2 separate regions of the Homo sapiens genome follow, and region 2 is linked to region 1. Evidence: read pairs that join two places in POLR2A ChIA-PET (ENCODE). Cell type or tissue: OCI-LY7. All regions are shown on one strand. Each heading gives the region's core, and the rest is flanking DNA. Links, peaks and the distances in the headings are about the cores only.

Evidence for each region. Peaks named below come from ENCODE experiments on the same cell type or tissue, not always from the same donor. Only the 100,000 strongest peaks of a DNase experiment are listed, where the experiment ranks them.
Region 2: POLR2A ChIA-PET joins it to region 1 with 5 read pairs; 13 of 35 experiments call an interaction of 5 or more read pairs at or near these places.

Annotation. Positions count from the first base shown.
Region 1 is chr14:75,299,619-75,302,530 of GRCh38, forward strand. No RefSeq gene overlaps it. Among named protein-coding and RNA genes, the nearest start is that of LINC01220, 6.7 kb to the left of the region's middle. In OCI-LY7, for the core only: no CTCF peak of the experiment used is centred there; no DNase peak of the experiment used is centred there.
Region 2 is chr14:75,222,621-75,225,532 of GRCh38, forward strand. No RefSeq gene overlaps it. Among named protein-coding and RNA genes, the nearest start is that of TMED10, 47 kb to the left of the region's middle. RefSeq lists an enhancer at 1-897. In OCI-LY7, for the core only: no CTCF peak of the experiment used is centred there; a DNase peak (open chromatin) is centred at 1,311; H3K4me3 peaks cover 855 bases; H3K27ac peaks cover 1,536 bases.

The DNA of each region.
Region 1 (2,912 bases), core at 157-2,656:
AAAAAACAACATAGCTTATGAAGAGTCATGAAGGTGCTAATATTGGCTGTTCCTGGGTAGGAGGGAATGTGTTTTTATTTTCTTCTTTTTGCTTGTCTGTACTTTCTGATTGCCTTTTTTGGCAAGCACATATTGCTTTTGTAATAGGAAAAAAATATTTTCAAAACGTTCTCAGCAAAGTAGTATGTTTGTTTTTAAAATAGATGACAACATAATAAATGGGAAGTTTCCAACACCTCCTCACTTTTTAAAAAAAACTTTTCCCAAAAGAAATACATGCTCCTGGTAGAAACCTTTGAAAATTCAGATCATCAAAAAATAAAGAAAATAAAAATTGACTGTAATCCCATCACAGGAATAACCACTGTCAACATTTTTAATTCTACCTTTCCAATACACACACTAGTTTCATTTTTTATTTATTTTTTGGACAGAATATTGCTCTGTCACCCAGGCTGGAGTAGTGCAGTGGCACGGTCCTAGCTCACTGCAGCCTTCAACTCCTGGGCTCAAGTGACCCTCCTACTTCAGCCTCCTGAGTAGCTGAGACTAGAAGCACATGCCACCACTCTGGGCTAATTTTTTATTTTTTATAGAGATGGTGTGTGTGTGGGGGGTCTCACTATGTTGGCCAGGCTGGTGTCAAACTCCTGGCCGCAAGGATCCTCTCTGCATGTTAGTTTTCTACTTCAATTCACATACTGTAGTTTTTGCAAAAACAGGACCATGCTGTAATACTTGTAATTACAAGTATTGTCATTTTGCTTCTTCTACATGGTAGTTCATGGACATCAAATTTTTTTTACATGATCACTTTAATAGTCATGAGACTGGGCGTGGTGGGTCATGCCTATAATCCCAGCACTTTGGGAGGCCCAGGTGGGTGGATCATGAGGTCAGGAGTTCGCGACCAGCCTGGCCAACCGTGAAACCCTGTCTCTACTAAAAATACAAAAAATTAGCCCGGCGTGGTGGCACGCGCCTGTAAGCCTAGCTACTTGGGAGGCTGAGGCAGGAGAATTGCTTGAACCTGGGAGGCGGAGGTTGCAGTGAGCCAAGATCGTGTCATTGCACTCCAGCCTGGGCGACAGTGCGAGACTCTGTCTCAAAAAAAAAAAAAAAAAAAAAAAGGTTATATAGGTTTCTAGTTCTAAATGACCCACAATTTAACCAACCCTATATTGTTGAACCTTTGGGTTGTTTCCAAATTCTGTGCTATTGTAGAAATGCTGCAGGGACCTCTGTACACATCTAAGTTGACTTTTTCAGAAATGGGCCAAAGGGTGTGCACATTTTTAAGGCTTTCGAAATGTAGTCGTGCAGTTAGTACGCTGTCAAACAGGACAATGTGCAGTCCCTGTTATCACACAGGAGGGTAGTATTGGTTCAACCAGTTTCTAGCTGCGTAATCTTGAGAAAACTACTTACTGTCTCTACACTTCGATTTCCTCAAGTGTAAAACTGGAATGATAGTAGCTATTGGATAAGATTGCTGTGAGGGTTAAATGAAAAAAATGTGGAAAGTGATGCCGGGCCCAGCACATGGTGAGCTCTCAATGAATGCTGGTTGTGTCTGACTTAAAGATTATCTTCTTTTCAGGGGAAGATAGGCTTGGAGACTGACGTTCGATTTCCTGGAAAAGTTGGGAGCAGGTGGAGATGGTAAATGAGGCTGGGTGCAGTGGCTCATGCTGGTAATTCTAGTACTTTGGGAGACCGAGGCTGGTGGATCGCTTGAGTTTAGCAGTTCAAGACCAGCCTAGGCAACATGGTGAAACCCCATCTTTACAGAAAATACAAAAAAAATTAGCTCAGCATGGTGGCATGCACCTGTAGTCCCAGCTACTTGGGAGGATCAACTAAGCCTGGGAGTTTGAGGCTGCAGTGAGCCACAATCATGCCACTGTACTCCAACCTGGGGGCAACAGAGTGAAACCTTGCCTTAAAAAAAAAAAAAAAGGGTGAATGAGGAAGATGCTGGGGAGGGCAAGCGAGAAGAGGATAAGCAATAGAGGAGCTGATGGTGACGAGGTAAAGAAAGGATTAGTAGCGGGGAGAGCAGGGGAGGATAGGAAGAGAATGGGAACTGGAAGGACAGAGGTGAGATGTCCACATGGGCCATTTGGTGCAGGGCCCCCGGGAGGCAGAACCATGCAGTAGTCACTTTGGGAACTGGGGGGCTACCTCAATCAGGTCTGGGTGAGCCTGTGTCCTCTGGTCCCTGGCCCCATCGAGCTGCCCCTTCCTGCCCTCCTCTGTCTCAGCCTCATCTTGCATCACTCCATGCCTGTCTTCTCTCAGTTCCTTGAGTAAGCATGTTCCTCTCTGTTGCGTGACCTTTGTACATTCTGTCCCCTCCCCCGCCACCCCCCGCACAGGAACTCTACTCTTTCCTGGCTAACTCCCACACATCCTTCAGATCTCTAGCTTAAAGCTCACTTCCTGGTCAGGCCTGGTGGCTCATGCCTGTAATCCCAGCACTTTGGAGGCCGAGACAGGAGGGTCATTTGAGCTCAGGAGTTCAAGACCAGCCTGGGCAACACAGTGAGACCTCATCTCTACAAAAGATAAACAAAATTATCCAGGCGTGGTGGTGCATACCTGTGGTCCCAGCTAGCTGGGAGGCTGAGGTGGGAGGATCGCTTGAGGCTTGGAGGTGGAGGCTGCAATGAGTCATGATGGCACCACTTTACTCCAGCCTGGATGACAAAGTGACACCTCAACTCTGAAAACAAAACAAAACAAAAAGATGACTTCTTCTGAGGATTTCTCTGAACATTCCATATAAAGCAGCCCCTCATCCCCACTCCCTTTCCCTTTACTCTGTCATGGCCCTCTCTCTGAACCTGCAGAGCAAGGACAAGGTTTGTAGTTATGTGTGATTATGGGATTACACACACTTGGTGTCCCCA
Region 2 (2,912 bases), core at 312-2,811, 77 kb before region 1:
TGTTCACTAGCTGGAACCCCCGACTGCCTCCTCCCCGTCACTGGTGCCCCTTAGTCTGTAAGAGTGGCCTTCCTTCTCTCAGGAATCATCCTTGACTCTTTCCCTCAGCTCCACATCGAATCCGTCAGCAAGACCCATCCACTCTGCCTCCAACACATCTCCTGTGTCTTCCATTTCTCTCCATCTTTGCTGCTCCTACCTGGCCTAAAACACCATCATTCTTTCCTAAACTTTTGCAATTGCCTTTTCATTGGTCTTCCTGCCACCACATGCCTTATTTTCCACACCACAGCCAAAATGATCTTTTATTTTTTAAAAAGTATTTTTATTTATTAAATTTTTTTGACACTGAGTCTTGCTGTCGTCCAGGCTGGAGTGCAGTGGTGTGATCACAGCTCATTGCAACCTTGACCTTTTGGGCTCAAGTGATCCTCCTGCCTCAGTCTTGCAAGTAGGTGGGACGACAGGCATGTGCCCAGCTAATTTTTTTTTTTTTTTTTGAGACAGAGTCTCGCTCTGTCACCCAGGCTGGAGTGCAATGGCATGATCTCTACTCACTGCAACCTCCACCTGCCAGGATTAAGCGATTCTCCTGCCTCAGCCTCCTGAGTAGCTAGGACTACAGGTGTGCGCCACCACACCCAGCTAATTTTTATTTTTGTATTTTTAGTAGAGACAGGGTTTCACCATATTGGCCAGGATGAAATCGACCTTGTGATCCGCCCACTCGGCCTCCCAAAGTGCTGGGATTACAGGCGTGAGCCACTGCGCCTGGCCCCAGCTAATTTTTTATTTTGTTTTTTTTGTAGATACAGGGTCTGATATATTGCACAGGCTGCAAAATGATTTTTTTTTTCTTTTGAGATGGAGTCTCACTCTGTCATCCAAGCTGGAGTGTGGTGGCACGATCTCTACTCACTACAACCTCTACCTCCCAGGCTCAAGTGATTCTCCTGCCTCAGTCTCCTGACTAGCTGGGATTACAGGCACGTGCCACCACACCTGGCTAATTTTTGTATTTTTAGTAGAGATGAGGTTTCACCGTGTTGGCCAGGCTGATCTCAAACTCCTGAACTCAAGGGATCCACCTGCCTCAGCCTCCCAAAATGCTGGGATTGCAGGCATGTGCCACCGCACGTGGCCTGCAAAATGATCTTTTAAACAGATTGTATCACTCCCCTGCAAAGCCTCCAATGGATTCCAGACAAACCTTCAACAAAACCCTTAATCCCTACAGGATGTGGCCTCTGCTTGCTTCTCAGACCTCACTCCTGCCACTTCCCCCACCCCCACACTCTAGCCACACTGCCTTTCTCTCTGTTCCTCAAACAGTCAAGCTGGCTCTGCCTTAGGGACACTGCAGTTGCTATTCTTTCCATCTGGACTGCTTTTCTCACTCAGTTTCCCACGGCTGGTTCCTTCTTGCCATTCAAGACGCAGTATAAAGGTCACCTTCTCAGAGAGGCTCTCCCTAACCACCTGTTCTAAGTAGCCACTTAATCACTTGCTATCACATTCACCTGTTTTAATTATTTGCATACCACTTATCACTATGGGGTTTTTTCTTTCTTTCTTTCTTTTTTTTTTTTTTGCCCCAGGTAATCTGCAGTAATGTGCTCTTTAAAATTTTGTCATTTTGGCGGGGTGCAGTGGCTCACACCTATAATCCCAGCACTTTGGGAGGCCAAGGTAAGTGGATTGCCTGAGCTCAGGAGTTCGAGAGCAGCCTAGGCAAAATGGTGAAACCCTACCTCTACTAAAAATACAAAAATTAGCCAGTGTGGTGGTGCAAGCCTGTAATCCCAGCTACTTGGAAGGTTGAGGCAGGAGAATTGCTTGAACTCAGGAGGCGGAGTTTGCAGTGAGCTGAGATCGCACCACTGCACTCCAGCCTGGGTGACAGAGTGAGACTCTGTCTCAAAAAAATAAAAAAATTAAAATTTTGTCATTTATTCATTCATTCATTTGTTCATTCCTGTGTCCTTCCACTAGAATCTATCCCCAATGCCTAGAAGAGTGTCTGGTATATAGTGGCTGCTCGATAAGTATTTGTTGAATGAATTTTTGAATGAATGAATCACATTTTTCCTTGATTAATTCAGTTAACAATTTTCATCTGTTGGGGCCAGATACTAAGCTAAAGGCCATGAGAAACATAAACAAGACACATCAGCTCTCAAGAAGTGTTTGATTCATGATGTCTGAGATGTACTTTTAAATAATGCAGAAAAAAAAGGAGGACAGATGAAATACAACTGGCCAAATGTTGATGACTATCGAGGTAGCATGATGGAAAAGGGGGGTTATTACATTATTTTTTGACTTTTGTGTATCTTTCAAAATGTACATAATAAAAAGGTATTTTTGGCCAGGTGCGGTGACTCACACCTGTAATCCCAGCACTTTCGGAGGCTGAGGCGGGAGGATCACTTGAGGTCAGGAGTCCCAGACCAGTCTGGCCAACATGGTGAAACCTCGTCTCTACTAAAAATACAAAAATTAGCCAGGCGTGGTGGCGGGCGCCTGTAATCTCAGCTACTCGGGAGGCTGAGGCAGGAGAATTGCTTGAACCTGGGAGGCAGAGGTTGCAGTGAGTCGAGATGGCATCACTGCACTCCAGCCTGGGCAACAGAGCAAGACTCCTGCTCAAAACAAAACAAAACAAAACAAAACAAAAAGGTATTTTAAAATTTTTATTTAAAAAGCAGCTATGGCTAGGCATGGTGGCTTATTCCTGTAATCCTAGCACTTTGGGAGGCTGAGGCGGGTGGATTGCTTGAGCTCAGGAGTTTGAGACCAGCCTAGGCAGCATGACAAAGCCCTGTCTTTACAAAAAATACAAAAAATTAGCTGGGTGTAGTGGCATGCTCTTGCAGTCCCTGCTGCTCAGAAGGCTGAGGGTGAGAGGATTG